Linked DNA regions of Homo sapiens: regions 1, 3, 4 and 5 are each linked to region 2. The links are chromatin loops, found by intact Hi-C in ENCODE. Cell type or tissue: ascending aorta. All regions are shown on one strand. Links, peaks and the distances in the headings refer to the core of each region. The heading gives the core; the rest is flanking DNA. Region 1 overlaps LOC105376234 (a long non-coding RNA gene). Region 2 has its middle 330 kb from the start of LINC00474. Region 3 overlaps LOC124902258 (a long non-coding RNA gene). Region 4 has its middle 70 kb from the start of LINC00474. Region 5 overlaps ASTN2 (astrotactin 2).

What was found. Hi-C counts contacts between places; a loop is a spot of excess contacts. Peaks named below come from ENCODE experiments on the same cell type or tissue, not always from the same donor. Only the 100,000 strongest peaks of a DNase experiment are listed, where the experiment ranks them.
Region 1: a loop joins it to region 2, with 3.0 times the contacts of the local background. A loop is called at or near these places in 4 of 110 quality-filtered maps.
Region 3: a loop joins it to region 2, with 4 times the contacts of the local background. A loop is called at or near these places in 4 of 110 quality-filtered maps.
Region 4: it touches region 2 in a loop (2.4-fold over the local background); 3 of 110 quality-filtered maps call a loop at or near these places.
Region 5: a loop joins it to region 2, with 18 times the contacts of the local background. A loop is called at or near these places in 79 of 110 quality-filtered maps.

What each region holds. Positions count from the first base shown.
Region 1 is chr9:115,754,380-115,760,837 of GRCh38, reverse strand. The region is part of intron 2 of LOC105376234 (a long non-coding RNA gene); the gene reads right to left. Among named protein-coding and RNA genes, the nearest start is that of LINC00474, 170 kb to the left of the region's middle. In ascending aorta, for the core only: no CTCF peak of the experiment used is centred there; no DNase peak of the experiment used is centred there; H3K27ac peaks cover 1,997 bases.
Region 2 is chr9:115,587,960-115,594,417 of GRCh38, reverse strand. No RefSeq gene overlaps it. Among named protein-coding and RNA genes, the nearest start is that of LINC00474, 330 kb to the left of the region's middle. In ascending aorta, for the core only: a CTCF peak has its summit at 2,730 (motif pointing left); a DNase peak (open chromatin) is centred at 2,627; H3K27ac peaks cover 650 bases.
Region 3 is chr9:115,941,089-115,947,546 of GRCh38, reverse strand. All of the region lies in intron 1 of LOC124902258 (a long non-coding RNA gene), which reads right to left. Among named protein-coding and RNA genes, the nearest start is that of LINC00474, 19 kb to the right of the region's middle. RefSeq lists an enhancer at 2,606-3,805. In ascending aorta, for the core only: no CTCF peak of the experiment used is centred there; DNase peaks (open chromatin) are centred at 2,836 and 3,196; H3K4me3 peaks cover 349 bases; H3K27ac peaks cover 4,083 bases.
Region 4 is chr9:115,852,306-115,858,763 of GRCh38, reverse strand. No RefSeq gene overlaps it. Among named protein-coding and RNA genes, the nearest start is that of LINC00474, 70 kb to the left of the region's middle. RefSeq lists an enhancer at 2,614-3,115. In ascending aorta, for the core only: no CTCF peak of the experiment used is centred there; no DNase peak of the experiment used is centred there.
Region 5 is chr9:116,657,921-116,664,378 of GRCh38, reverse strand. The region is part of intron 16 of ASTN2 (astrotactin 2); the gene reads left to right. Among named protein-coding and RNA genes, the nearest start is that of TRIM32, 26 kb to the left of the region's middle. In ascending aorta, for the core only: a CTCF peak has its summit at 3,118 (motif pointing right); no DNase peak of the experiment used is centred there; H3K27ac peaks cover 826 bases.

The DNA.
Region 1 (6,458 bases), core at 744-5,743, 170 kb before region 2:
ACCTTCTACTTCAGATTTTACTTTCCATGCTTAGTGAACTACTTCTAGTTTGACAAGCACATACTTGATCTTCCAGCCTCTGTTCCAGTCTACTTTCCTCCTGAAATATCTTTCTTTCCATGTTGTTGAAATCATATCCATAATTTAAGGCCCAGTTCAAACAGATCCTCTTCCATAAAGCTCTTCATATTATTCTCATCTAAAGGTTCTCTCTCCATCATCTTATTTCTGATAACAATTTAAATGCCCTTTATTCCTGGGACTGACAGCTTCCAACCTTGTATTCCCAGATACTACAAGTTCTCTGAGAAAGAAGAATGCACCTCCCTTGTTATTACTTCCCCTTAGAGTGCCAAGTACCTGCCCAACATATTATAGGCAATTCAGCCAATGAGTTTTCGAGGTCATTGTCCCAGTGAAACACAGTGAGTATATTTCTATTAACATCAAAAACCCCATTTCTGCCTCTTAGAGAAGGTCTGAGGGCTAAGGGTTCTGAGAGTTTAACTCATACCTATCCAGCAGTGGGCTTATTTGGTAGCCAATTCTTCCCCTTTCCAAGTGAGTTAATGCAGTGAGCTGGTTAGCTGAGGCAGAGAAGGAAACAAATGAATAAAAAATAGGGGATTAGCAAGTATTTATGTTTTACTTTTCAAAATCAGCCTTAATACAATAGCCTTGGTCCATAAACCAATGATTCATGGATTAGAAAAAACAATACTTTGTTTTTCACTCCCTTCTTTCTTATAATACCACTCCATTTAGATCACATGTACCTGAGAAGGAGGGAAAAAGGTATTCCCTAATTTTGGAAATGAATACTTTATAAAATGAGGGACTGTCTGTTGTGTTGCAGTGTGGGATAAGTAGGGGAAGTGGTTGTGGACAAACCACAGAGAGCCTTGAATACCCAGCCAAGTGTCAGGATCCTTAGACAGGAGGAAAAACAGGGCCATTGAAAAGCTTAAGCAAATAAATGATCTGAACACATTTTTGTTCACTTTGTTGAGAGTCCTATCCATTTTTTTTTTTACTACAGGAAAAAGAATTACTTTTTGCTTTCAAATTTTGCTATTCTTGTCTTTGACTACATCATTCACAGATATTTCAAGTTTAGCACATTTAAAATAAAACTAGATTTTCCTCCCGAAACTTGGCACTACCTCATTATCTTCCTCTTAGTAAATGGCTCCATCATCCGTCCTGTTTCTCAAATAAAAATCTGGGAATCATCCCTAAAATTCTTCCGTCTTTGGCTCTATGCACTGATCCATAAACAAGCCCTGTAAATTGTCTTCATGCCTATCATTGGATTCATCCATCTCTCTCTCTCTCACTGATTGCCACGAACTTAGCCCAGCAGCTCCTGGATGGTGATGACAGTAATTCAAAGGTGATTTCTACTCCACTGTTGCTTACCTTAATCGTTCTTCACATGAGGCAATAACCCAGCTCCCAACTCCTCCCATGGTAATTCTTTCCACTCTTTTCCTCTTCTAGCCACCTCCTTAAACTTGTCTAGTTTATGCCACCCTCAAAGCCTTTGCCAATGCCATTCTGTTTACTTAAAATATTCCTTCTTCAGCCTCTTCATGAGGTTGCACTTTCTTACCTTTGAGGTCCCTACTAAAATATCATCTCAGAATGGCTTTCCATTACTACCCTATCTAAATCGTGGTCCCCTATAATTCCCTCTTTTATCTCCTGTTCACAGAACACTTTTATGTGTGCACTTCTTTGCTGTCTTTATTGTTACTTTTGTGTATGTGTGTGTTTCTCCTGTTAGAATATCAATTTTCCAAGAAAGGTTTGTGTCAGCTTTGTTCACCAATTTATTGCAGTCTCTAGCACTGTCACATTGTCAGGGATGGATTAAACACCCACAGAATGGAAGGAATGTCTGTTAATTTCTGCCTATCTATTGAATTTCAGAGGATGTTTGTTGAGTCTCCCCCTGAATATGAAATACAGCTCCCCCTGAATATAAAACAATGGGGTAATTTAACCTCTTTTACTATCTAAATACTACTATTATTTAAAAAAAGAATTCTTAAGAATTTGTGGGATTTAAAGTTTCCTCACCACCAGGAAATGTCCTTGATGGAATTGACGAATGCACTTGAGGCATATCTTGAGAAACAGAAGGTTGGAATTTGTGAAAAATGACAATCTGTGTCCTTATATGGCAAACCAGACTTTGCCAAACAACAATTCTGAAATCCGCAGAGTCTTTGTGGATTTGACAATCTTTGTGGTCTGTGATATGCCACTGCGATTCACCCAGTGACACTGGGGATGAATGCACAAGCTTCCAGCTTCTTCTCTAGGTTCTCCTACCTTAATCCTTTTCCTTAAGTAGAGGTTTGCCAAGGTCTAATCCTATATTTCTCTTGTGTCTATTCTAATTCTATGATCTATTTCCATTAGAAAATTGTCCCATCTCATCTTTCCAGCTATCAACTTTCTACTGACAAATCTTAAATAAAAGTTTCTAATCTCAGTCTCACCCTCTAATTGGCTCTGTTTTCCCATCAGTCTTCATCATGGGTTCCTAACGTTGCTCTGAAGTCTGGATTTGAATTGGAGCCTGAAAAATCTCAACTCATTGTCCTTGCTTCTAAACCTCAGCTCTACAATTTCCTATTTTCTCTCATCAACATTTTTTTTGTTCATGGCTTTTTATTTTTACCTGATTAAGCCCTTCCTATGAATATATAAAAACACAGAAGTGTGAAATATTTCCTAGTTTCAGTTTACATCATTGTAAAGATTGTGGATCGCACGATTTTAGAGGGTGCCATTTATACTGCAATCTTTGTGAATGGTGCCCTCTGGAGTTGTATCTAAAAATGTCTCTGACCTTTTCTTATTTTTTCCATCTTCAGTACCAAATGCAAGCCACTGTACATTGTGGACACCAAGTAGATGCTGTTGACAGACTAATTTGGCCAAAAGTCAGGACCAAAACTTGTTAGAGAATGTCAAATGCCCATCCTAAATCTTATTCACTGGTTTCTGTGAACCACTTGCCATGTTTCCCATCTCATGTAGTTTGCTCCATTCTGAAAAGAATGTGTTTATATTACGTATTGTCAATTTATCTTTTACTTCCTTGTATAATCCTCCTATCGTGGAGGCACAAAGCTCAACAAAGACATGTGAGGCTAAATAGCAGTTATTTCCTGGTGGCTCTGCCCAGAGATTGGTCATGGTGGTTACTCAATCAGAAAATTGGGACATGAATTTTCTCTGCTGAGCACTTAGATAATATATTTACAGTAGTGATTGGCAGAGGGCTCTTAATCAGAATCCCTCAATGAGGAAACTAAGAAACAATCTCCAGGTCCTTTTGCCTAGCCCAGGACTTGGCATTAGGCAAGGACACTCCAAACATATGCTGAATGAGTGAGGTTGGAATTAACCTTCAAAATAGTATAAATGTCCTTGGGTAATTATCCCAAATCTAATGTGATTCGGTTAAAAAGATCTGGCAGGAAGACTAATCAGATAAATTACAATGGATAAGTCCCAACATTTTAAAGGGTTTCCATTTATACCCACATAGATCTTACAAACTTAGATTTGTGTCTTTTCATGACTGAGATTTTATGAATCGATATATGAATCGATACCACAAACATCTCAGAGGACCTGCAATGAAAATGTCATATCTGTTTGAACACTCGCTGTAACCAATTTTTGAGATACTTTGCATATTTATAAAATGTATTCTCAATAAGTGCACATTAACACATTATTAAGATAATGAAAACAGAGAGTATTTCTTTAATTTTTATTCTTTACATCTGTTAGTGTTCTTGGCAAAGATTCTGGCATATGATGGACATTCAATAACTCCAGGAGTTATTGAATGAATCAATGTGGAAAATATGTATTTCTCATTGCCAGTTGGAGCTCTTTGAAGCATTGCTGTAGCCCTCACAGAGCCTAGAATAGCCCTTGAGCCACTGCAGCTTTTCTGGCTATATTTGCAAGAAGGGAAGATATGGATATAATGGAAACCTAATAGGTAACAGTTACTGCAATTGAGTATTACATTAAATTAAGCTCTGAGCTTCCTAGAGGTCAAATAAGAAGGAACTGCACAATGGATTAAGTGGACCTTGTCTGCTAAAAACAACATAAAAAAGTGAGTGGACAAGTTTATATGGAGAGATGAAGAAAAGAAGTTCATACTAGAAAGCCTCCAAGATCTCGTCTAACAGTAATTTTCTAGGCTATCTCACTCTATGGTTTATAGTATGTCTATATCTATAATAGGGCCAACCTGAAGCAATCTTTTGATTTAGGATATTTCCCTTTATTTTCTACCCTCAGTTTTCTTAGACAGAATAGCCCCACTTCCTTTAGAAACTTCCAGAGTTTTTCAGTGTTGGTTAATCACCTGTCTGCATTTCAGTTATGCTCCCAGACTGGCCCCTCTATCCATCTTTCTTTCCCACTCCAAGTTCCTTCCTTCTTGCTTCCCTTGTTTTTTCTCTGCCTCTCCCTTAATCTTTTTACCAACATTTTTTTTGAGAATGAAATATGTTTAATTTGACTTATGCCAATTTTTCCAAGTTTATTTGAAATGGAAATTTGGTGTGTTTTTTTCTTTTTTTCTTTTTACATAGCATCACATGGAACTAGTCATCTGTGGAAAATTCTTGGGGAGTTGCTTCCTTGGGAAGGTGATTATGGACAGACTTGAGGACAGATAGAGCAAAGCCAGCTCAAAAACATTCAAGGATCTTCACCTGACCGTTCCCAGTGCTTCACCCTTGTTAGTCTTTAAACAAATCATGTCCAGTGACATCCCAATGACCTGAGCCACAGTCCTTGTCTTCATCCTTTTGTCATTGCAACATACTCCTGAAATCGCCACCTTCTACGTAATCTCTTTGCTCTGAGCTCTACTTACCATCTCTTTTCCAGCAGTCATTACATTTAAAAATCTTGTTTCTAAGGCCTGAGTCAGGTACCTCCACTTCATGAAGAATTCCACAGTCATTTTCATTCGTCATTCCTCCCATTCCTGCCCAGTGCCCCCAAGGGGAAATAATTTCACCTTTAGCAAGTGATTCAGCAGTATTTATTTCTGTATCTATTTTATTTTTTGAGACAGGGTCTCACTCTGTTGCCCAGACTGGAGTGCAGTGGCACAATCTCAGCTCACTGCAACCTCTGCCTCCCAGGCTGAAGTGATTCTCCTGCCTCAGTCTCTGGAGTGGCTAGAATTACAGGCACACGCCACTACTGCTGAGCTAATTTTTTGTGTTTTCAGTAGAGAGGGGTTTCACCATGTTGGTCAGACTGGTCTTGAATTCCTGACCTCAAATGATCCACTCGCCTCAGCCTCCCAAAGTGCTGGGATTACAGGCGTGAGTCACCATGCCTGGCCCTGTATGTATTTTGAATATTTCAGTGATACACATCAGTCTAGCTCCTTATATATAGTTAATTGTAAGTGGAAACTTGTCCAAAAACATGAGTGTTGGGTTGAAATCAATATTTTATATGTACTAGATTGGCCAGCCTCTTTGTACCCACCACTGTTCCCTTGTGCCCACCACTCAACAATTCCCTTTTTATAATATAAGCAAAGAATAGGATATTAATGCAAACGATGACAATAAACCAGTTTGGAAACTGCCTTAAACCATTTCTCAAGTTATTTTCTGCACATATGTATTCAATTCATATATAGGTGTTATGCTTTAAAAGTTTAACATATTCTGCTCTTACAGGTTACTTTGCACGTGATAGGAACGGCATGTATCATCCATCCATTTTATTTAACACCTGTGTGCTTCCAAAATAAAAAGATAGTTTTTCTTACTGAGTCCTGAGTTTACAGCCTAAAGTTATTATCTGAATATAAATTTATAGGGAGAAGTCTTCTGTGGAGAGTATATATCTACTTTTATTTAAAAATCTTTGCAGATTGAAAATGGCTTTTGTAATTTGTAGCTTGTGTTATTTGTTTACATTTACTTATTTTTTTCTAACTTTGGGAGGGGGGGTGTTTAAAATGAAGTCCTTAAAAAAACAAGTCTACAAACTGATTCCAACAAAAGGTATTTTGGTGAAAGTCTACTATAAAATTAACTTGAAAATATCTTAGAGAGAATAAAATTATCTCCTATAAATGGCATAAATATTTCTTTGGGATGCTTAGCTTATGACCCCAGAGAGATTTTAGAACAAGAGGGCACATTTTTCCTAGTTTTAAATAATAATAATAAAATTAGTTCTACTAAGTCTTTATTTTCCATTAGCATAATACTTCAAAGTTTACAAACTGTTGTCATTTGATCTTCCCAGTTAGCCTGAGGGGTTGGCATAAGAATAAAAACAGCTACCATTTACGAGAGGCACTGTTCTTAGAGACTTACATGTGGGGTGTCATGAATGCTCAAGCAGTCCCATGACATAAGTATTAGGGTGATGCAAAAGTA
Region 2 (6,458 bases), core at 718-5,717:
ATCCTTAGGAATCTACTTACTCCCTTGAGCCTTAATTTCTCCTCTGTAAAATGGAGTAAATAACACTGACTGTTAATTTAGATATATTAAATATTTGAGAGAGACATGCTTTGTAAACCACAAAAGGCTATATAGAGGTTGGTTATTATTGTTGTTATAAAGGGGTGTGATACTTTTCCAAAATGATGATTTTATAGACATTTGTGACAGGCAATAAGAGAAAGAAGTGGAAATCAGAGAGTAATCAGATCTACTAGAATACCCTGTTCTATCCTCACATGAGCTGTGAGCCGAGTCTGTATTCTGCGTCTCCTTTCACAGAGCAGTAAGCAGAAGCTATGGAGAGCTGGTGGGCTCTCACAAGCCCATTGAGCTATACACTCAGAGAAAAAGCCGCTAATAATTTCCATCTCACCCTGGAGCAGATACACACACAGTGTTGAGATTGCTCATGGCCATAGAAGAGCCTCAGCTGGTAAATTTATAGAAGGCTGGTCTGCATTTTTAAGCAAGATAACTAAGCCTCCAGAGTTCACCCTGAATTTAAAAAAAAAAATCTTTACAAGTATATGATTCTTACAAGCTGAGATTTATGTAGAGATTTTGGTTTGTTGATGTATAAAGTAAATTTTTAATTCACCGGGTAGATGCCAAAGCAAACCAAAGTTAGTATATCAGCACCATCTAGTGGGTGATTTCAGTCAATGCACACACTAGAGGAGAAAACGGTAGGCAAAGAAAGTGTGTACCCCCCAAAGCTTTGGGAAGGCTGCGGAGGAAATAGCACTTATCAGAGAGAACCTTAGGCTGGTCATGGGGGCCCACACCTGTAATTTCAGGGCTATGGAAGGCTAGTGCAGGAGGATAGCTCGAGGCCATGAATTTGATACCAGCCTGGGCAACATGGCAAGACTCCAGTCTCTACAAAAAATAAAAAATTAGCCATGTATGGTGGCATGTACCTGCATTGTAGCAGCTATTCTAGAGGCTAAGGCAAGAGGACCATTAGAGCCCAGGAATTCAAGGCTGTAGTGAGCTGTGATTGCGATACTTCACATTAGCTAAGGTGACAGAGTGAGACCCTATCTCAAAAACAAACAAACAAACAAAGGAAAGCAAAGGAAACCTTAGCCAGGAGCTCTAGTAGTCAGCATGGGTCAACAGGTCTTCTACTTCAGTTAAGGCATGATGAAACAATTAGACCACAGAAACAGTCCAGACACTGTCTAGTTTTAAATCTCTCAGTTTCTTGGCCTGTGAAATGGGGATAATAATTCCTGCTTTAGAGGGTTGATGATGAGATTATATTATAGTATTAATCAGGATGAATTTAGAAAAGTACCTTATGTGGAAAATAATAATCCTTGGTAGCTACTGACTTGATGCCTATCATCTGTCTCCTTTGGATATCAAGCAGCCATTAATACTTTAGGTTTCCAAATAAGAAACTGAGGTTGAATATGGGTCAGTGACAAGTCCAAGGTCACACAGCCAGTAGATGGCAGAGCTGGAATTAGACCACCAGTGTGATATGCCCCAAAGCACTAGTTGACTCCACTGTACCAGGTATTAGATGCACAAAGTTTGCTCTTTTTCTTCACCCTTCATTTTGTTTCTTAAGATGAACATTTGAATGCTACAATGTACCTAGCTTTGTGCATGCACACAAATAAGTATCATCAGATTCTTTGTACAGATGTAGAAGCTGAAACTCAGAAACACTAAATAATCTAACAAAAATTAACAATTACTGAGAGATCTGAGATTTGGGCTCTGACTTTCTGATTATTGCTATAGACTATTGCTTTAATCCATCCTCTACTGACTCATTTGCTCATCATTCATCTCTAATTATGAAGTATGTTTCTGTTTCTGTTTACATCCCAAGAGTTGCTGGTTTATTTAAATGGACATCTGCATTTATTAAGGTCCCTGGCTCATCTAATTGCGATCTGTTTTTCTGCCCATAGAGGAATGGAGGGTTATCTTTGGTGTATAAGATTGTTTCTCAGACTCCCATCAGCTCAAGAAGAGCGATGTGTCCCATGAGGGCAGAGGACAAGCTGGCTGAATGGAGAGAATGTCATCTCTGAGCCTAAGGAGGGGTTACCGCTCCAGTTAGTCTTAAAAGAGGTGACGGAAGAGCCTTATAAAAAGAATTACTGGGAGAGTTTCACAAAAATAAATAAAGGCCACTCATGTTTCCCAAGGCTATACTTTGTGTCTATAAAGACCCAGGGACACAGAGCCCAAATGTGGTTTGTTTGTTTGTTTATTATTTATTTATTAGATACAGGTTCTTGCTCTGTTGCCCAGACTAGAGTGCAGTGGCACAATCATAGCTCACTGCAACCTTTAACTTCTGGGTTCAAGCGATCCTCCCACTTCATCCTCCTTAGTAGCTAGGGCCACAGTTGTGCACCTCCATGCCTATTTTACTTTTTTGTAGAGATAACGTCTCCCTATTTTGCCCAGGCTGGTCTCAAACTCCTGATCTAAAGCAATCCTCCCACCTAGGCCTTCCTAAGTGCTAGGATTACAGATATAAACCACTGCACGCAGCCCCAAGTGTGGTTTGATCAAAGTCAGTGAAAGAGCTTGGCAGTAGCCAGGCTCCGTGACTACTAACTTCCTGTTAGAACTAGGTATTCTGTCCAAACCCTTGGAGTATGACACACAGGGATCAAATTACCCATGGCGTGAAGAAATTGCTCTGCCTGGCAGTTGCTTCCCTCTAGTGGTCACTTTGCCTACAAGCAAGAAGATGCTTGGATTTGAATCTTAGAATTGAAAATCCAACAGATAAAAATAGGATGCTGTTTTACCAAGAAAGTTGGGTGTGGACCTCCATACACTCTCAGAGGAGTATGATGGCAACAACAGCAACGACATAAAATACAGAGGTGTGCTTGTATTCTGGTCTTTGCAAAAGTGTGTTTTGTGAAATATGTTAGAGGAAAAAAATTAATTAAAATATTCTGGCCGGGTGCGGTGGCTCATGCCTGTAATCCCAGCTCTTTGGGAGGCCGAGGTGGGCGGATCACGAGGTCAGGAGATCGAGACCTTCCTGGCTAATACGGTGAAACCCCGTCTCTACTAAAAATACAAAAAATTAGCCGGGCGAGGTGGCTGCTGCCTGTAGTCCCAGCTACTCAGGAGGCTGAGGCAGGAGAATGGCGTGAACCCGGGAGGCGGAGCTTGCAGTGAGCGGAGATCGCGCCACTGCACTCCAGCCTGGGCGACAGGAGCGAGACTCCGTCTCAAAAAAAAAAAAAAAAAAAAAAAAAAAACTCTAATCTGGGATAGATGAACACACACATAATTTCTTTTTAAAAAATTGAGAAATGTCGATATGTGTTGTTCCTTTTTTCTGCCTCATTTCATGAATTCCCATTTTAAAAATGGGACAGTTGAGGTCCACAGGACAGTCACACAGTGGTTAAAAATGGGACAGTTGAGGTCCATAGGACAGTCACACAGTGTTCCAATGCTGTGCTTATGCAATGACAATGTCTTTTGGAAATATGTATCAAGACAGAACCTCTATTGGCCTGTGTGCCTGCCTGAACTATGCTGAACAGAGACCCATGCTAACTGATAACATACTGTAGTGTGAACAGAAAATAAATGTATGTGAAGAAAAAAAGAACTTAAACAAGAAGTCCTCGAGATCTTTTTGTTATTTGCTTCTGCAGCATAACCTCAGTTACCCTGAATTCTATAACACATCTTTCATTAGCTAGCTTCTGTTTTGCTCCCCTCTGGTTCAAAGGGTACAGGGGACAAGGAGATGGGTCATTTATTATTCCTGATTGACTTCTCACTCTCTAGGCCCTGCCGAAGATTAAAGCTGACTTCCTTTCTCTTGGGGTGTTTCCCTGAACTCCTCAGAGGTTTCATGTTGGACACTCCTCCCCTGCAGCTTCTTTGACCCCAGGCTTTTCTAGCTATTCTAGGAGGTCTCTGGGGATCTGTCCTCATTATCTGGGCCTTCACACACAAGTATACCCCCAGTCTCCTTTTGTAAGTTTTCCTTCTCCCTCCAGGCAGACCTACTGGACAAAACCAACCAAGACTCCAGTGAGCTCTGTATCATTGGCCCACACATGTTCCCTGGGAAACAATCACTGGCTCCTTGCCCTGATGAACTTTCTAACTGCAGGTCAGTAGCAATGCAACAGTCTCTCCTGGCTCTAATTCAAAGCAGTTAGTCAGCTCTTCTTTTCTCTTTCATATTTACTGAAGCCAGACTTCAGTCTACAGTCAGCTTTAGATTTCTTAACATGACCTAATTGTGGCCTTTCATATCTCAGACTTGCAAGGGATGCATTCCAGAGTTCTTTAACTGGTATCCCTAGAGCCCCCCTTACTAGCTAAGCATTGGAAGATAGCACAGTATATTAGATAATAGGGAAGTCCAACTGCTATAACAATCAACCTTCAGATCTCTCTGTCTTGACTCAGTAGTGCTTATTTCTTATTCATGTCTCCATCCATGCAGGTTGGCAGCAGAGAGGGACCCTGTTTCAAGCTGTCATTCATGGACCCTTGCTCTTTCCATGTAGTGGCTCAGATCCTCCATGGCCTTTCAGTTCTCCTCTATATTCATTTCATTCAGCTGCAGAGGATGAGAAAAAGAGCATGTGAAGTATCACACAGGAGATTTTAGAAGCCAGACTTGGAAGTAGCATTTATAACTTCCACTCATATTTCTTTGGTCTGTTCATTGCAATGAGAGTTGAGAAACATAGTCTAGCTGTCTCCAGAAGAAAAAGGAACCATGTAGCATGTTTTAGGCAACACGTCACATTGTTTCTACTTCAGTCCTCAGCTCTGGTTACTGAATATCCATTTTACTATTCTTCCCATACATAGAATACACTCAGCTTGTTCCCAGGAGAAATAAGCCAAAGTCCCACTAAGTCACCTCATCTAGCTCAAGGTCCAAGATACTTCACTGATGCATAGTTTTCTCCATCAGTTCACAACATGAGTTCTCAGGTTCTGGGTAACTATTCAGAAAAGAGGTAAATAGGAGACACACAGCAGTTACTGGACTAATGCAAGTTTGAAATCTCGCTGGGGAGACATTGTGAAGGTCCTCTATGGAGAAGAGAGAAAGTTCATGGATAAGCCCTGATTTTGTTCTCTGAACAATACTTCTTTGGGCACTCATTGTTTTCAGTGGCTCTTGGCTGCAAACTCAGACGTTCTCTCCTATCCATTACACTCCTATGCCACAATTGAAGTGGACCTTTGGGAATGCCTTCCTTGGGGGCTACTTATACTTTGCAGCCTATATCCAATCCAAAAGTTGTTCTAAGCTTTGCCAAGCCCTTGCAGGGTTTTGAACTGGGATGATGCTTTCATGGCAATATTGTTTCCTCAAAAATATTGTGGGCTTATGATTTATTTGATTCCAATCAGTTTCATGTACTAGTGAATACACCCAACATTCTGTCCCAGATAGAGTTTTTAAATTTTTTTTTTTTTTTTTGCATCCTCCTCATAGGCTTCCTCATGTCCCATCTTTATGTGTTGACAGCAACCTTGAAGTTATCTGGAATAGTAAGCTTGAGAGATAACTGTAGCTCTTTTCAGAATTATCTTTACTGAAGGGCCAAATTACTTTTCCTTTTGTTATTCAGACTACTTATTGAATTCTTGCTATGTAAATAGCTTTTTAAAAATTATTTATTTATTTATTTATTTACCTTCTCATCTTTCACTGTTTGAGACCTAGAAGCAGTAGGTTTTTCTAAACATTTAATGCCACAAATTTCTGGAATCTTTTTAATTATCTTGCATTTGAGGTTCCAAACTGGGAAATTCTTTATGGAGCTCATCTCTTTCCTTTATCCCTTGTCAATGTCAGCCAAAAGAAGGCAAGATAGGCTGGGCACCGTGGCCCATTCCTGTAGTCCCAACACTTTGGGAGGCTGAGGTGAGCGGATCACCTGAAATCAAGAGTTCAAGACCAGGCTGGCTGATATGGTGAGACCCTGTCTCTACTAAAAATACAAAAAATTAGCCAGGCATGGTGGTGCATGCCAGTAATCCCAGTTACTCAGGAGGCTGAGGCACAAGAATCACTTGAACCTGAGAAGCGGAGGTTGCAGTGAGCCAAGATCACAGATCACACCACTGCATGGCAACAGAGTGAGAAGCCATCTTAAAAAAAAAAAAAAAAAAAAAAAAAAAAAAGCAAGCTATACCCACTCTGTTGTTTTTTTTTTTTTTCCAACTGTGTACCTTAAAGCTATATTTCTCCAAGTGAATGGTCTGCTTTACACCTTATGGCATGCAACTCTTTTACCAAATGCTCTTGTACCACATAATATGGTCTGTTATCTACACAGCCTCTGATATCATTTTTCTAGCTGACCAACCACAAAGCCAAAGACACATATTTATTTTCTGTGGCAATACTGCCATTTACCAATTAATGTATTAGTCGG
Region 3 (6,458 bases), core at 618-5,617, 350 kb before region 2:
CATCTTTCTCATTGTATCGAATTCATCCTTGTGGCATCTGGCTCTGGCTCCAGCTTTAAGTTTTTGACTCCTTCGCTCAATCTCTTCACATATTCTTTTTTTTTGTTTTGTGACGGAGTCTCACTTTTTCTCCCAGACTGGAGTTCAGTGGCATGATCTCAGCTCACTGCAACCTCCACCTCCTGGGTTTAAGTGATTCTCTTGCCTCAGCCTCCCGAGTAGCTGGGATCACAGGCACTCGCCGCCACACTTGGGTAATTTTTGTATTTTTAGTAGAGACGGCAGGGCTTCACCATGTTGGCCAGGCTGGTCTCAAACTCCTGACCTCAGGTGATCTGCCCACCTTGGCCTCCCAAATTGCTGGGATTACAGGTGTAAGGCACCGCGGCTGGCCTCTTCACATATTCTAAGACATTTTATCAATTGCCCAACATAATTATTTTTTTAAAAAAACATTTTATTTAATAATTCTATTTTTTTAAAAAAACTCTTTTTTATTCCGTCTATTAGGACATGGCCTTAGGTCGAACCAATATTAATTTACAGTCTCATTTCTCTCTGGAAGTGGAATCCTACAAGCATTTTTATTCTACATCTCTTTGGCAGATATGCAAACAAACCATTCTACATGACTACACGAAATTTTGCTTGTTTCTCTCTCTACAGCTGGTCTCCAATTGTTTCATGTGCATTTGTTTTCTTCCCCTGACTTGACTCCTTGATGGCAATGTTGTGTACACAGAAGTTACGTCATACATGTGAGTTAGTTGATCTAATTCTTTATTTACTCAATGCTCCTAGCTCACTCTTTGCCCTCCCCCTTCCTGGTCACCTGGTTAAATAGGCTCTTGATAAATACTTACTGAATGAAATAATGAACCAGCACCAACTAAATATAAGGTGCTATTGTAATAATTGGCTGGGTCAGTCAGATACTTGGATACCATGTGGAATTCTGTGGCAGCATTGGAATCCCACTGGATATATGGAGGTCTGGCAGAGAGCAAACTGTGGTTGAATTTGGGCACAAGAGGGTGAGGGTGGAAATGGGAAAAATTGAGCAGGAGTCATTATGTCTGGGGATGAAATGGAAGGTCTGAACAGGAAAAATAGCAGCTGAATAGCAGACTGGCTGTTAGGATTGAAAAATCAGGTGTGAAAATCAACTACAATAGTAATAATAATGATAATATTAATGAATTTACAATATTAAAAGTAGACTGTCCCATGGTTTGTTGTTAATTTATCAATTTCTGAGTATTTTCTTACTAAGAAATATTAATTTCTTAGTATTTTCTGAGATTTACAAATCTTCATTGCAGATATGAAACCTAAAATTCATTTTGGAAAAGAACAAAATGGATCATAAAGTAGATTAAATTCTAATTAATGACATTCATACTGGAGAATTGGGTGAAATGTAGTGATGCCTTCCAACTTAGTTTTAAACATGTCACAAATAAGATAGATTGATGGAGAGAGAGGGGGGAGATCTAGAGAGAGGTATGTGATAAGACAATTATATTAATAGTGAAAGGTTAGTTACAGAATCTGAGTGGTAGGTATATGTATGTTTACTATAAAAATACTTAAACTATACTGTTTATTTGAAAATTTTTATAATAAAATCCTGAGAAAAAATAAATTATAGAGAAATTGATTCAGATCTCTTAAAAATAACCATATTGGAGCCTACAATGATTAGATCAAAATACTAGTTTTTTAGGTAGAATTTTCCAGCATAGTAATAAATCTTCATATTTATGCAAGGTTTTATTGTCCACCAAGTACAAAGTGTGATGATTGAGGGAAAAGACTCTGGAGCCAGACTAGCTGATTTCTGATTACTATCTATGAATAAACCATTTAACTTCTTGGTCTCTTAATTCCTTTGTTAGTCGAATCTGTGTAATAATTCTCCTAGGGTAGTTGTGAAGAGTAAATAAATCAGTAAATGTAAAATGCTTAGAAAGTGCTAAGAAGCAAATAAGCTCTATATTAATGCCATCTATTATAATTGTAATAATAATTGTTATGCCTTCCTCATTAGTTCTTAGGACAGAAATGGTTACTCTGCTTTTCAGCTGAAGTAACTGAGGTCTAGAGAAATATCTCTTGCCCAAAGCCATATGGTTTCATTTTAGGTGATACTGGGTCTAAAGTTAAGTCTTCATTGCCTCTTTCAAATATGCTTCTCCTTGTGTTCCAACTCCCATTGCAATGTCCAATCAAATTGAGGTGCAAAGAAATGCTAAGTGCCTGGCTGGGTGCCTGGCACATGGTAGGCACTTAAAAAGTAGGTGAATGATAAAAGTTCATTTATAGCACTTACTGTGTGTGTTACCCTGCTAATCACTATACATTATCTCAAAGAATCCTTGTAAAAGCTCTAAGAGTTTTGTTTTACTGCCCTGACTTTCCAGATGAGAGCAGAGGCTTTAGAAAGGGTATGTTGCCCAAGATCCCACAGCTAGCAAGTCTGAACCACAGATCCATCTGGTTCCAAAGCCCATGCATTTTTAACAACCCTGCAACACTTTCATGAATGAAGGGAGGCTGCTTCAAAGCTTAGCCGAATGGTAGAAATTAGGGGACATGAGCCATTTTACCCTTAATCCACAGTGCCTTCCCCTAAGTCCTTCTCATCATAGATGCATTGTATTACTAGCAAATGTGAATGTTTTGATGAATTAGGCAAAACACTCCAACTGCCTGTACATTGCAACATCTTCCCTTCAAAGGCCAGGGAATGTAGACTGTACGTTCTTTGTCCAGCTTGTCTGAATGCGTCAACGCTGTCTGGGAGGCACAGAGGTGGATGCTTTCCTAGCAGGGGTGAGGCCCCTCCTGAATGTCCAGCTCCCGTATTTGTAACATTGCCATGTGCTGCCACTGGGCCAAGGAATGAAGGGGCCTATGGTCCCAGCCTCCTCAGATTACGCAAGCCAAGAAAAATGTGCAAATCGCATGAGAAAAGCAGGCAGTCCCCAAACATCTTTATTTGTTCATTTCTGTGCCCTGATGCTTTGATTGCAGCCCTGCACTTAGAAATTTCAAGATAAGTATCAGCAGCTGGACACTGGGTAAATCAGAGGCACAGATTCCGTGTAAATACTGAAGTTTCGAAAGCACAAACTTATGTCCAATAGCTTGGAGCACAGGACCCAGTGGAAAGTGGGGGAGTGGTGTTCTGGCTTTGGCAGAGTCAACCTTCTGAGAAACTCATGGACATGTCTGTGCATGCCTGAACTTGTCTGACAAAGCCAAGCAGAGATTTCAGGATTGGCCAGATTCAGACACAAGCGGCCTGCTTGCTCGGAACCAAAATGGAACAGTCAGAGGAAGTGCAGGATTAGAAAGAAGAAACAAAAGATTACAGTCTGAAATCTGTTAACAGCAGAGGTTGCATGGTGAATGACCATGCTGATGACAATAAACTAAGCTGTCATCTATTGAATGGCTCACTGACAAGATCCCATATTAGGCTTTTTGTGTCCATTCACATAGTTAATTCTCCTAACAATCCTCAAGTTTTGATGGACTTTACCAGATTTTATAAATTTTAAAAAAAGAATAAAAAGGAAAGAAAGGGAGATGGAATGGTAAAACCACTATCTCAAAGTCAGGAACTAGCCAGTAAGAGGAAACAGGTTAGCAACACATGCTTGTCAGAGCCAAGGACCAATTTGTATCTTAAACTGCCCCCATGATCAATGAACATGAATTTAAACAAATGATAATCCCAGAACCTAAATCTGCCTCCCTGCAGTTAGAATAAATAATAACCATTGTGTGCCATTTTACAGTTCTCAAAGGGGTTATGTAATCTACATATACTGGAGACAGAAAAGAGAAAACTGTCCAGTTGGGTTTTGCTCCTAGGACAATAACAGTTCATATACTAGTTGTAAATAGTAAACACACCATTTTTTTTTTCTTCCTGACAGAAGGGGGATTTTGTCTGAGAAGAGAAAAAAAAAATGAGAGAGAGACAGCAGCTTTCTATTCAGAGACTAAATTAATGGGTAGGGCTGATCTCTTGGCATAATATGAGCTGTGAGGAGAGAGTTTGCTGATGAGATCTGTCAAGAACATAACAAGAAGATAGACTGGAAGAGTCTGGACCACACTGGGTGTGACAGCAGCCTCATCAGCTCAGCTAAGAGTAGATATATTGGTAAGAAAAATTAGAACAATGGGTAAAGCAAGATAACTAATGCTGTAGTTATGCTGTGAAGCTTATTTTGTTATTTAGGATTCTTTGGTTGCAAGTAACAGAATCCAACTCAAGGCAGCATACACAAAAATTTGTGAGATCTAATATAAGCACATGGAGATTTCTCTCAGGACAGCAAATACTAAAGATAAGGTAAATATGAAAATGAAAATTCAAGGTGGCTGGCAGAGTATAAAAACATGATCCTGGAGAGCATGACAGAATCCAAATCTTGAAGTTCTTTGTAGATTTCATTAAAGCACTTTAATTTCCTTGTAAATGTAGCAAGTGGCCAAGAAATGGGAAGTAATGTTATCAAAATGCAGGAAAATGGGATTATCAGATACAATACCACTTGAGCTGCTGTATGGGATAGAGAAAGGAAGTATGAAGGGTTGCTGTTGGTTGATTTTTTTGACTATGTATATAGTAGTGCCATAAATTGTGATAAGGAACATCAAAATGCAGATATGGGGTTGGAGGAAAAAGTTTGTGATGCATTTACTTTTGAACAGATTGGATTTAAGATGTCTGTGAGTCTTTCAAGAGATATCTACAGATACTTAGATAAAACAGTGTGGAGTTCAGAAGAAGCACATGTGCTGGAGTTACAAATGAGAAGTCACCTTCACAAAGATGCTACCAGAAGCCATAGCAGTGAATCAGGATATCCAAGGACTTGATTAAAGGTGAGAGAGCAGGGGAGAGCCTCGAACATAGAACTCTAACAACAACAACAAAAACCAGTTATGGGCCATAAGCATTAAGAAGAAAAGCCTTTAAACCTTCCAAGAGTAGCCAGAGAGATAGAGATAATTAGGAGAAGGAACACTTTCTGAAAGCTGGAGTGAAGACTTCTGAAAATCTACTTCATAACAGCAAAAAGAACACTAAAAAAATTGACAAAATAAACTTTTACAGAGCTGTAAAACTTAATCAAAAGCTTGTAACAATCTGAAGAATGTTTGTTGAAGAAAAATAGCTGAATTTCTGTAAGAATAGCAAAGAGCTTTGTAGCATTTTAACACACACTATTTCTATTTCTGTTTTCCTGCACAGTAGCAGTGAAAACCAACAGCCTCACGAGCATGGTAATTGTGAAAACCAGCAGTCTTACAGCTACTGGATGGGATAGAAAGTGTTTAGAGATCTCCCAAAAGTCCATTCCTAGAGAACTATCACTATCTGACCTGCCTGACAACTCCCTGGAAAGCCCCATTCATGGAGACTGGCTTTATTTTAACTGACTCAGAGCTCATTCACTGGGGAAATGCTGTATCCCCAGGGTGTTTGTGAAAAATGAACAGTGTCCATCATTTAAATTGAAGCTGCCTGAAGCAGTGATACAAGTTGTATCAATTAGGGCAAATAAGAGGCTAGCTAAGACCCTTAAAGGAAAAAGCTGAAAAATGAAACATTTACAGGGGGCTTTAAAAGACTCCAACATATTCAAGGGCATCTAGAAAATGATGTACATGTGCAGGGCTGTGAGAATGCTCGGGAAAGACTTGAGAAGATCCCAATATCTTATGCTGGCTGACACTGAGGATCTGCATAAACAGGAACTGAAAGCTAAGGCAGAGTTGAAAACTGGCAGTGTTGAAATGGTGCCCCAACACATCCACTCAGGGCTCCATGGTAAAGTGTGAGAGACCTATGGGTTCAAGTCATTCATGCAAATTTTTATCCAATCATTCCCTGACCACTAAGCTAACTCAGCAGAGACTTCAGTGGCCACACACAACACAGTGCAGACTTTAAATAATAAGTTGAGTAAAGTCACCAAACAAACTTCAAACAGCAGGAACAACAAACAGTAACAGTGGAAAACCCTGGGAAGTGAGGAATCTTATTTCCAGAGTTGCCACATTAGATTATGAAAAATTCCAGTTTTCAACACGAAGCTGTGAAACACACTAAGAAACAGGAAGGTATGGCCCAAACACATAATTATAAACTAAATAATATCGTACATGGATTAAAAGGGTTTCCTATGTTAAAGAAATATAATAAAAACACAAAGATTCTTCATTGGGAGTATATTCAGGTAACTTATTATAATTATTAGATAGTTTAAATTCTGCTGTACCAAAGTTTATTAATTAATTTTTTAAAAATACATAGTCCACGAGGTTTAGAAATGCAAGACGTGTACACTGAAACTACAAGACATTGCTGAAGGAAATTAAAGAAGACCTAAATAAATTGAAATTTAACCACATTTATAGATTGAAAAATTTAA
Region 4 (6,458 bases), core at 866-5,865, 260 kb before region 2:
AAACAATTTTACAAGAGAAAAACAAACAACCCCATCAAAAAGTGGATAAAGGATATGAGCAGACACTTTTCAAAAGAAGACATTTAATGTGGCCAATAAACATATGAAAAAAACTTCATCATCACTGGTCATTACAGCAATGTGAATCAAAACCACAATGAAATAACATCTCATGCCAGTTAGAATAGCAATTATTAAAAAGTAAGGAAGCAACAGATGCTGAAGGGGATGTGGAGAAATAGGAATGCTTTTACACTGTTGGTGGGAGTATAAATTCGTTCAACCATTGTGGAAGGCAGTGTGGTGATTCCTCAAGGATCTAGAACTAGAAATACCATTTGACCCAGCAGTCCCATTACTGGGTATATACCCAAAGGATTATAAGTCAGTCTACTATAAAGAGACATGCACACATGTTTATTGCAGCACTATTCACAATAGCAAAGACTTGGAACCAACCCAAATGCCCATCAATGTTAGACTGGATAAAGAAAATGTGGCACATACACACCATGGAGTACTATGCAGCCATAAAAAAGAATAAGTTCGTGTCCTTTGCGGGGACACGGATGAAGCTGGAAACCATCATTCTCAGCAAACTAACACAGGAACAGAAAACCAAACACCACATGTTCTCACTCATAAGTTGGAGTTGAATAATGAGAACATATGGGTACAGAGAGGGGAACATCACACACCAGGGCGTGTGGTGGGGTGGGGGATAAGGGGCGGGATAGCATTAGGAGAAATACCTAATGCAGATGACGTGTTGATGGGTGCAGCAAACCACCATGGGACATGTATACCTATGTAACAACCTATACATTCTGCACATGTATCCCAGAACTTAAAGTATAGTTAAAAAAAAAAAAAAAAAAAAAAAAAAAAAGATGCAGTAACTAACCAGCCTAGTTTGTCTGAAACTGAGGGGTTTTCCTGCATGAGGGACTTCCAGGGCTAAAACCTAGACAGACCCAGGGAAACATGACAGATTTATTTAAGCATAAAAACACACAGGATTTTAAAGACAAAATATGAAAAAATATAAGATATTACCTTCGTATTTTTATGTTAATGATATTGAATAATATTTTAGACATTGAGCAAATAAAATATATCATTAAAACTATTTCATTGGTTTCCTTTTACTTTATTTTAAGGCAGCTGCTAAAAACGTTGAAACATTACATGTGGCTCACATTATATTTCTACAGAGGTAGTCTAGTATTTAGGCCACTTTGAGTGATTTTATCTATCTATCTATCAACTATCTATCTATGCATTTACTGTTAGCACTCAAAGTTTAATGCCTGGAATTACAAAATCCTTGAGGAGATTTCACAAATCTTAACGCATTTTATATCCCCAGAGCTATTATTTGAATGTTTCTCCCCAAAAGCATGTGCTGGAAACTTAATCCTCAGTGCAACAGTATTGGGAGGTGGAGCCTAATGCAAGATGCGAATGGATTAGTGCTGATTATAATAGCATTGGAGTCTGCAAATTCAATCTCTTGGTTTCAATCTCCTATTCTTTGTCCTCCAACCATGAGATGACATAGCAAGAAGCCCTATGTCAAATACAAGCTCCTTAAATCTTGGATTTTCAAGACTCGGAATCATGAGACACTAAATTTTTGTTCACTATAAATTGTTTGATCTCAGTATTTTGTTATAGTAGCACAAAATGGACCGACACCAGTGTCTAACAATTAATACTGTCCATAACTGTCATCTTTTGAGGACTTGCTATATTCTAGGCACAATAGTTTCCTAAATTCCTAAATTCTATGTACCCAAATAGATCTCAACCTCTAAAATAGCCCACTGACACAGATAACTTCATGATACTCCACTTTACATGTAAGAAAACTGAGGTACATAATGGAAAAATAACTCGCCAATGTCCATCTTCCTAGTCAGTGATAGAGCCCAGGTCCCCAACTCTGAAAGATAATTCTTACCAAGATGATTTCAACACAGGTGTGGTCACCTGGGATCTGCATTGACAACTATGGGACTGGAGTTTATATTAACACACAGGAGTAAGAACAAAGAGTGTTGGGTCATCTCGGCAGGTTTTTAAACAAATAAATTACAATAATCAAGGTAATTGACATCTTTTTCTTTTTACTGTGAGTTTACACTTAGTGCTTGCCACAACTTCGCTTTTATCTTGGGCAGATGTTGATCTTTCCAATACATTGCTGCCTCCTGGCTCAGGGTTTGCTGCCATCAAGAGCAATAACAGTTAATATGTTCCTGAAACATAATAGATGCCAAAACTGTGCTATGTGCTAAGCCTGTATTGTTTTATCATAACTTAAGCCTTATGAATAAAGATATTATTATAAGCTCCCTTTAATAGATGAGAACATTGAGGCAAAAACTTGAGCAATTTATCAAAAATGATATCTTTCTGGGTAGTTCCAGAATGTTAATCTGGTTTCATCTGTTTCCAGAAAAGAAACTTTCTGTCCTTTGATATACTGAAAATGTAACAGATGATCTCAAGATTCTGGCCCCAGTGAATCTGAATGTTGTTTAACACAGAACAGCACAACGTTAGCTGTATAAAATTGTATCTTTTGGAGGGATGTCACCAATAATTTGAGGTTCACACTCTACTAATTTCCTATCACTGCTAAAACAAATTATCACAAACTTGGTGGCTCCAAATAACACACATTTATTCTGTGTAGTTATGAATGTCAGAAACCCAAATTCAGTTTCACTGAGTCCAAACATAGGTGTCAGCATGGTCCTTCTCCCTGGGGAAGCTCTGGGGGAAAAATCATTTTCCTTGGTCTTTTCAGCTTCTAGAGCTGCATTCCTTGCATTCCTTGGCCTTTTGCCCCTTTATCTTTAGAGCAAGCAGCTTAGCATCTTCAAATTGCTCTATTTTGTCATCACATCACCTTCTCTCCTGTGTTTGTAGTCAAATTTCCCTACACCTCCCTATTATAAGGACACTTGTGATTACATTTAGACCCCACTGAGATAATACAGGATAAAATAATCTACCCATTTCAAGACTCTTAACTGGTTAACTCTTAACCCCATTTGCACCATCCCTGTAACTATATAAGGTTACATTCACAGGTTCTAGGGATTAGGCCAAGGACATATTGGGGAAGCCATCACTCAGCCTAAAAACACTACTTATTTCTGCATGTCCTTGATTCTCACAACAGTCATAAAAGTGAGCACAGATGAGTCTTTTAGAAAAGTCTACATTCTAAATAGCTGCACACAAGTGCATTAACATGTCTAAAATATTGCTCAAAACCTATGTAAAATTAAGTTTCACAGGAAAACTGTAGACGTTGACAATATTAATTCTAAATCTTCTTATTTCTTGTTAACTCTCTTAAAAATATATCCAAAGATGTTTGCATTTTGTCTTTCTTTATCATAGAATGTTTGTAAAATTTTAGTAGTTTCAATACTTAATATGACATAAACTAATAAAAAAGGATAGATGAGACTAAAAAGAGTTTATGATGCTGTTTTTATCTGCTTGTGGTGGGTACAGTCAATCTGCTTTTGTTCTCATGAGCAGCTTTATTAAAATCTATAAACACTTACAATTTGAAATTTTTTAAGTAGAAGAGCTTCTGTACTTACTTATAACAGTAAATTTATAAGACATTTTTGAAGAGATACAGACTGCTTATAATATGTGAGATCTCATTAGTTAAACAAATATTATTTATGCTTGCAATCTAATGAGAAATGTATAATTTATCTTAAATCATCTTGCTTCCATACAATTTATACATACTTTAGAGTGCATTTATGCCACACGGTTCTCATAGATATCTTTAAGATAGGTAGAACAGATATAACCTCAAATTTGCAAAAAAAAAAAAAAAAAGGCGAATAGATATAATCTCAACTTTGCAAAAAAAAAAAAAAAAAAGCCTACTGAGAAACTGAGATCAGGTTAGTTCTCATCTGAGATATATGAGCTAATTACACCTAGAGAGAGACCAGAACACAGATAGATGTCAACTATCTTCCTACTGAAGTTGTACTGATGTGGTTTTATTACACATTTCCTCCAGAGTAACTTAAATATTCTATTTGCTTGCTTTGAAGAAACTGACACTTTTTAAAAATTTAGTATGTTGGATTTACTTTTATGACTGAAATTGATTACAAATTCCTTTTTTTTTTTTTTTTTACAAATTTTACTTTAGATTCAGGGGGTACATGTACATGTGCAGGTTTTTTACCTCGGTATATTGTGTGATGCTGAGGTTTGGGGTATGAATGAATAGTACCCAGTGGGTAGTTTTCCAGCTCTTGCCTCCTGTCTCTCCTCACTTTAGTAGTCTCCAATTTCCATTGTGGCCATCTTTATACCCATGGATACTCAATGTCTAACTCCCACTTATAAGTCAGAACACGTTATATTTGGTTTTCTGTTCCTGTGTTAATTTGCTTAGAATAATGTCCTCCAGCTGCAACCATGTTGCTGCAAATGACAATATTGTTCTTTTTATGGGTGTGTAGTATTCTGTGGTATATATGTACTGCATTTTCTTTATCCAGCCTACCATTGATGAGCACCTAGGTTGATTCCATGTCTTTGCTATTGTGAATAGAACTGTGATGAACATGCGAGTACATGTATCCATTTGGTAGAATAATTCGTTTTTCTTTTGGATGTATGCCCAGTAATGGGATTGCTGGGTTGAGTGGTAGTTCTGTTTGAGAAATCTCCAAACTGCTTTCCACTGGGGATGAACTAATTTATATTCCCACTAACAGTGTATAAGTATTCCCTTTTCTCCACAGCTCACTAGTGTCTATATTTTTTGATATTTTAATAATAGTCATTCTGACTAGTGTGGGATGGTGTATCATTGTGATTTTGATTCACATTCCTCTGATGATTAGTGATATGGTACATTTTATCATGTTTACTGGCTGTTCATATGTTTTCTTTTGAAAAGTATACCTTCATGTCTTCTGCCCATTTTTAAATAAAGTTGTTTTTGGCTTGTTGAGTTTTTTAAATTCCTTATAAATTCTGGATATTAGATCTTTGTCAGATGCTTAGTTTGTGAATGTTTTCTCCCATTCTGTAGGTTATCTGTTTATGCTGTTGACAGTTTCTTTTGTTGCACAGAAACTCTTTAATTAGGTCCCCTTTGTCAATTTTTGTTTTTGTTAGAATTGCTTTTGAGAACTTACTCATAAATTATTTCCCAAGGCTTATGTATAGAATGGTGTTTCCTAGGTTTTCTTCTAGAATTCTTATATTTTAAAGTCTTACATTTACATATTTAATGGATCTTTGGTTAATTTTTGTATATGATGACAGGCCGGGGTCCAATTTTGTTCTTCTGCAAATGAGTAGCCAAATAATCCCAGCACCATTTATTGAATGGGGAGTCCTTTCACCATTGCTCATTTTTTGTTGTCTTTGTTGAAGATCAGATGGCTATAGGTGTGCAGTTTTATTTCTGGGTTCTCTATTTTGTTCCATTGGTCTTTGTGTCTGTTTTTGTACCAGTACCATGATGTTTTGGTTACTGTAGCCTTATAGTATAGTTTTAAATAAGGCCACATTATGCCTCTGGCTTTGTTCTTTTTGTTTAGGATTGCTTTGGATATTCAGGCTCTTTATGGTTTTATATGAATTTTGGAATAGTATTTTTCTAGTTTTGTGAAAAATGACATTGGTAGTTTGATAATAATAGCATTGAATTTGTAGATTGCTTTGGGCAATATGGCCATTTTAATGATATTGAGTCTTCCAATCCATGAGCATGGAATGTTTTTCCATTTGTTTGCATCACTTACAATTTCTTTGAGCAGTGCTTTGTAGTCCTCCTTATAGAGATCTTTCACCTTGTTGGCTACATGTATTCCTAGGTATGTGTGTGTGTATTGTAAATGAGATTGCATTCTTGATTTGGCTCTCAGCTTGAACATTATCGGTGTATAGACATGCTACTGATTTTTATTTTCGATTTTTAAAAATTTTTGTGGATACCTAGTATTTGATAGCACAACAGGGTGACTATAGTCAATACTAATTTAATTATACATTTAAAAATAATGAAAAGAATGTAATTGGATTGCTTGTAATACAAAGCATAAGTGCTTGAAAGGATGGATACCCAATTTTCCATGATGTGATTATTATGTTTTGCATGCTTGTATCCAAATATTTTATGTACCCCAGAAATGCTATTGATTTTTGTACACTGATTTTGTGTTTTGAAATTTTACTAAAGTTGATAAATTTTATTATTAGACAGATGGAGAAACAAAGGCACAATGAATTCAATGTGTTCAACACAGATATTTGTCTGTTTGTATCTTTATATTTTCATGGACTCAACTGATTTAAACATCACCTTAAGAAGTCTTCTTGTTCAAGATTTTGTTTCATCAAACTTATAGTATTATACATTATGTGTTTATATGCATGTGTATATGTAT
Region 5 (6,458 bases), core at 875-5,874, 1.1 Mb before region 2:
GCTGGACATGGTGGCTCACACTGTAATCCCAACACTTTGGGAGGCCAAGGAGGGTGGATTCCTTGAGCTTACAAGTTCAAGACCAACCTAGGCAACATAGTGAGGCCCTGTGCCTATATTAAAAAAAAACAAAAAACCTTAAACACTGTTCTGCACTTTCCTTTTTTCCATTTAGTAAAATATATTTGTGATTACTCCAATCACATACAATATTATTCTAATTCATTTTTAGGTATATAGTACCCCACTGTTTGGATGCTTCATAGTTTTTCAACCAATTACCTATTGATTGTCCATAGACTGCTATGGTAAGAGATTTATTGCTGATTACTGTGATGTAATGGGCAGAAGCAACAGAAATTGAATATTCAATTTCCAGAATTTATAACTGCCTGAACTTGAATCTCTAGCAATGTAGCAGAGTGGGAGGCAGCCTAATATTGTGGAAGAGTGCTTAGAAATAAGGAAGGTCACAATGGCAATCCAGATGTTCTTGGATCCCTGATTTTCCCTCCATGAGCTTCCATTTACTCATCTTTAAAAAGCAATAGTGAAACCTACCTCTCATTGTTAGGATTTATAGAGACCAAAGGGCATAATGTATGCAAATCAAGTAGCAGAACATCTGTCCTGGAATATGTGCCTGTAAAACTGCAGCTACAGTTAATATTAATTTTACTGATTGCCTCAATATAAGACAGGAAATCTCTATGAGTTTCAGCCCTTTTATATTTTGTTGAGTGGGCTCATTGATCCTTCTCCCTGCCCCTAGCAGCAGAGTTACACCGCAGAGGGGAGCTAACGGAGAAGTAACTCAATCTTGAACATGTTTTCCAAAAGTAATGCCTGGTAACATGTTTAAAGGTTGTCTTTTAACATGAGTATTTTTAACATTTTGTTAAAAATAGTTAGAAATGTGAAAGCAAGACTGTGAACCCCCAGGAAAACAGTAAGAGAGTGTTTTCTAATGGTTCCCTTAACTGACTAATGGTTCCTAGATGACTCCAGCTGATGTTCATACCCTCCTGGATGTTTGAAACTGGCAACCTCCCCCTGGCCCCAAAGTGGCCTCCTACTGGCCCCAAGGTGGGCTGGTATACCTTGTTGGTCTGCTCTCCTGCTTCAAATATGTTCAAGTGGGACAATCTGGGAGTCTTTATCTAAAGCAGGTCATTAGCATCTCAGAGGCCTCCAATTCCGTAAGCCTTGTCCAAGAATAATCTTTTCTGAGCATTTCCTCTTTGACCCCTAGCCTGAGAAGTGATTGGAAGGAGGAGGAAGGAATTGGGAAGGAACTAATCTTGGAATCCGTTCTTGAGGAGTAAGTTTTAAACACAGTTTTCAAGAAAGTAAAAGAACTTGATCCCAAGAAAGAGAAGGCGTTCTCCTATTAATGATCCATCTCAGCTCCTTTGGACAGAAAAGGGGCTTTGGAGTCAGTCTTTGAATGCCTAATGACCTTCGACTGCAGTCTGTCACTTCTCGGAAACTCTGTTTTTTCAGCTGTATATTACAGTTGTAAAAAATTACGACATTACTTGTCCAAGGCACTGTTGTGAGGATTCCATGAGATCCACAATGTCTTGTGTTTGGCAAAGAATAGAAGATTGGGAAATATGATTTTCTTTTCTGTCTTCTCCCTTTACCAAGCACTTTTCCTATCACCATCTTAAAAGCAAAACTGCATTAAAAATAAGACTATGTTGTTAGAATAATACTAATAATAGTAATAATAACAAGAACTGGCATGTTTTGGGTGGCTATTAAGTGTCTGGCATGACCCTACATTATTTTTTTATTTTTTTGAGATGGAGTCTCACTTTCGTTGCCCAGGCTGGAGTGCAATGGTGCAATCTCTGCTTACTGCAAACTCTGCCTCCCAGGTTGAAGTGATTCTCCTGCCTCAGCCTCCCGAGTATCTGGGATTACAGGTGCCCACCACCACACCCAGCTAACTTTTGTATTTTTAGTGGAGACAGGGTTTCACCATATTGGCCAGGCTGGTCTTGAACTCCTGACCTCAGGTGATCCGCCCACCTTAGCCTCCCAAAGTGTTGGAATTACAGGCATGAGCCACTGCACCCAGCCCGTTATCTTAAATCTCAACAACTTTATATTGTCGGTGATATTCGCCTATTTTATACATAAAAAGCAGAGACTACTATGAGGAAGAAGCTTGTCTATGGTCACATGCAGGGCTGTGGCTAGCCTGTAAGTTACCTCTTATATGAATTAGGAAGAGGAGCTCCTCTACTTGTACTCAATTGCAGGAGCACAGGCATGGCACGTGAAGCTGAGGGTGGATTTAGTCCCCATCCACCCTTTTGCCTTGTCACCTTTTATATATATATATTTTTTTCTTTTTTTTTTTAATTTAAGTTCTAGGGTACATGTACACAATGTGCAGGTTTGTTACATATGTATACATGTGCCATGTTGGTGTGCTGCACCCATTAACTCATCATTTACATTAGGTATATTTCCTAATTTTATCCCTCTCCCCTCCCCGCACCCCACAACAGGCCCCGGTGTGTGATGTTCCCCTTCCTGTGTCCAAGTGTTCTCATTGTTCAATTCCCACCTATGAGTGAGTCACCTTTTTACAGAGCTCAACTTGTGTAACTATACAAAGAGGGCCTGGTTGCATGCCTAGTTTTGACCAACTGAATTTCACATCCAGATGTATATGAAGTTCAGACCGCATCCATTCCATTACCACCTTGGAATTTTTTCTCTTACTGTCTTCTTTAAGATCCTGCTCCATCAATTATCTTTTCTCTCTGCCATATCTTAAGCGTCTCCTTCTCCATCTCTGTTTTTTCCTTCCCAGCCAATACGTCCCATCAGGTCTCTACACTTGAGTACCACAAGGATTGAAACAAATTGTTATTCATATTTTCCCCCCTTGTGCCTAGCTGTAAACCTGGCACTGAATAGGCCTTCTCAGCAAATGCTCTTTCAGAATTCTTTTACTCATCGCACTAAGCTTCCTTGTATCATAGCTAGCTTTTACTGTTTCCCTGGCTTCCCTCAGTGGAAGTTGCTTTGCACACAATGATCCTTCTTTGCCAAGAAAGGATCAGAACAGAGATTTCCCCAGAGCAATCATCTTAAGTAGGCACTAGAGGGCAGCAGGAGATCACATATGACCTTTTTTTTTCAGCCTCCTGTTACTGGCCACAACCTGCCTTGTCCCAGGAGGAAGAAGTAAATGTTACCCTTCAATGCCGACTGATTCCTGATTCTGGCCAAGACACTGGCCAGTACTAGGCTACTGGGCAGTGTCCAGGGGTCCCTTTCCCACAGAGAGTATGACCTGCCTCAGAAATTTAACTGCTTTCACTTGAAGACAGGTGTCCTCTTGCAAGTTATACTTTATCACTCTGTGCCTCAGTTCTCTCATTTGTAAAAGGGGGCAACAATCCCTACTTTGTAGGATGGTGGAGAACTGTGAGAGATCATAGGTGAAAATGTGCTAGCACAACATCTTTTGTTTTATTCCTAGAGGAGTTGGATGAGGAGTTAGTATCCCCATTTTACAAATGAACAAACTAAGGTTGGAGAGGTGAAGTGACTTGATTAAGATTTGAAATCAGGTAGTCTGACTCAACAGTTTTGGACTTACGCATTCAATTCTACCCTGGTCTACTGTCTTCTTGTAGGTAGAAGACAGGTAATTTAAGGGGAAATTTTTGACAGTTAAAGCATCAGGCAGGTTTCAAGGGAAGATTTACAGATTCAGACATGTACAAGAATTGAATAATGCTAGGATGAATGCCAGGGGCTGGAACAAATGACCTCTGATGATGCTCTTGACACGCTAGCATTGGATATTTTTCATTAAGTTCTGATTCTCATTTATCCTCCAAATAATCCAATATTTAGGTACTAAAATTATTAGCATTTTACAGATGAGGAAATGGAGGCTTAGAGAGGTTAAGGTCTTGTTCCAAGGTCACCCAGCTAGAAAACAAAAAAGATGGAATTTAAACTCAAGCAAAACACTGTGCTATAGCTGCCCCTCTGTAATTGTGCTTATTACTTATACATTTAGGGGAAGAGCTTGCAAATTCACTTAGGTTAGGAAATCAGTTGTCCTAGGGTTTGGCAGTTTTATAATTCTGTCTTCTTATTTTTGGAATCTCCACTGTTGCTTTTCTTTCCATTCCCCAAATGTGTGTGTGTGTGTGTGTGTGTGTGTGTGTGTGTGCGCTTGCAATATGAACACAACACATACATCACAACATACACATACTCATACATATATACCTTCTCAGAAGCCACCCAACAATGCCCTATGGTTCCTGGGATAGGAATTTCATCTACCTAGTTAGTTAATTGTTTAATTGTAGTATGACCCCACACCCCAACTAGAGTCCAGGCGTGAGTACTGTAGATAAGACATCTAATAGCATAAAGTACATAACTCTGGGCTTGGGTCTGATGCTTAGGATGAGAAGTGTGGTTCCTGGATGAGAAGTTAGTCTAAGTTTAATAGAGCCTTTCCACAATGGAACTTGAGGCCTAGAAAGGTACTGATTTCCACATCTTTAGAAATGTCCAAGAATAAATTGGAGGATTATTTGGTGGTAAATGAAAAATTAGATGGGATTTCTGACCAGGTGACCTTTAGAATGCTTTCCACCCAGGAGACCCTATTAGCCCATGGAAATGGGTGGAGGAGATTGGGGGCATTACCTGGGGGTGGGAGGTAATGGGAAGATACAAATATTTGGAACGGATATGACTCATCCTGTAGGAGTGAAAACTGGTGCTGAAAGTTTTTCAGAGAGGAAATATGGACAGTGGAAAGAGCAGAAAAACTGGGTAGAAACAGCTAGACTAGTTGCTAGCTGTGTGACTTTGGTCACGTTACTTTACTTCTCTGATCTATCAAGTGTACATTAATAAAATAAAACAAAGACCAACTGTCTTTGGGGCTGTGGTGATAAATTGGGATAGTTGGTCTGAAGTCTGATAAGCATTACACTAGTGGGACAGGAGTCAGATTTATGCATTCATTTATTCATTTGTTCATATATTTACCTGCAGACTGTCTACATGATATCAAACAGTGAACTCTGTGCTTGGAATGCAAATGTTCATTAAAAATGGCCATGGTCCTTGTTCTCATGAAACTTATGGTATATTTGGAGAGAAATATATTCATTTAATTATTATATTAAATCAAATAATAAAAACGTGACATGTACTATAATGAGGATATAAACGATTCAGTTCATACTGCAAATTGAGAATAGTCAAAATATAGTCTGTGAAAACAAGTATGCTCAAAAGTATATACATATGTGTTGATTCTGCCACTCTTTGTGATATGTTTACTGGGATAATTTTCCTCTACCTCTAGATGAAAATCTTAGCAGACCACATCTAATCTATTATCACTTATGGAATAGGCAGCAGCACCATCGATATTTTACATTGCTAACATACTTTCAAATCAGGAATTAGGATTTCCAGTCCAATATTTTAATCAAATCTTTTGACAAATAAAATCTCCGTATCTTTCCCAATAGGAGCATTAAGAGGTGGGAATGGTTGGCCTTCATGCTCTTTCTTTACTTTGCACCTCTTCTTCCCCTTCTTTCACAGTACAAGCAAAAAAAAAAAAAAAAAAAAAAAAAGAGCGGTGGTCAGGATTAGGAAGGTCATACTTGCTCCAGAATTATTTTACCTGGCTTTGCGGTCTCTGGTCCTGGCATCTTTATAAAGCTGGCCATTTGTCTTGGGGGGCTTGTTCAGGGGCTTTTCAGCGGTCCCCAATGCTTGGGACTTCTCGTAAGACCTGGAACAGTGCCATTTCTCTTTGTCTGGCTTCAGTGATCCCTTCCTACCTACTGTTTCTCTGGCTTCCTACCTCATGGAGATTCACTGTGGGGGACCCATCACTCTGTTAGATTCCTCTTGGGTAGGGCTTAAAACAGTTCCAGGCCAGTTCTTTCTTCTATGTGACCCATATACAGTTCAGAGGAAGCAAGCATTTTTCACTGGGCAACCTCTGGGGGTTTGGGCTAATCCCCATGCAGCTCCTTCTGTTCTGTTGGTATAGGCCACTGCAGCTTTTTCAGGTGAAGATAGGACCTAGTCCATTTTCTTGCCAGTTGCTGAGAATATATCCAAGTTCTCCAAGTGGCACTCCTGAGGGTTCCTCTCACAAAACTTAGAGTTAGCAGATAGCATGTAACACTTGAGCTGGCTAGGGTGCTGAAGACTCCAAACATGGTAATAGTTCTTTGCAAAAACAAAACAAAACAAAAACAAAACAAAAAACAAACTTCCTTAAATCTCTTCTTGCAAATACAAAAATTAGCCAGGCATGGTGGCATGTACCTGTAGTCCCAACTACTCAGGAGGCTGAGGGAGAATTGCTTGAATCCAGGAGGTGGAGGTTGCAGTGAGCCGAGATTGTGCCACTGCACTCCAATCTGGGTGATACA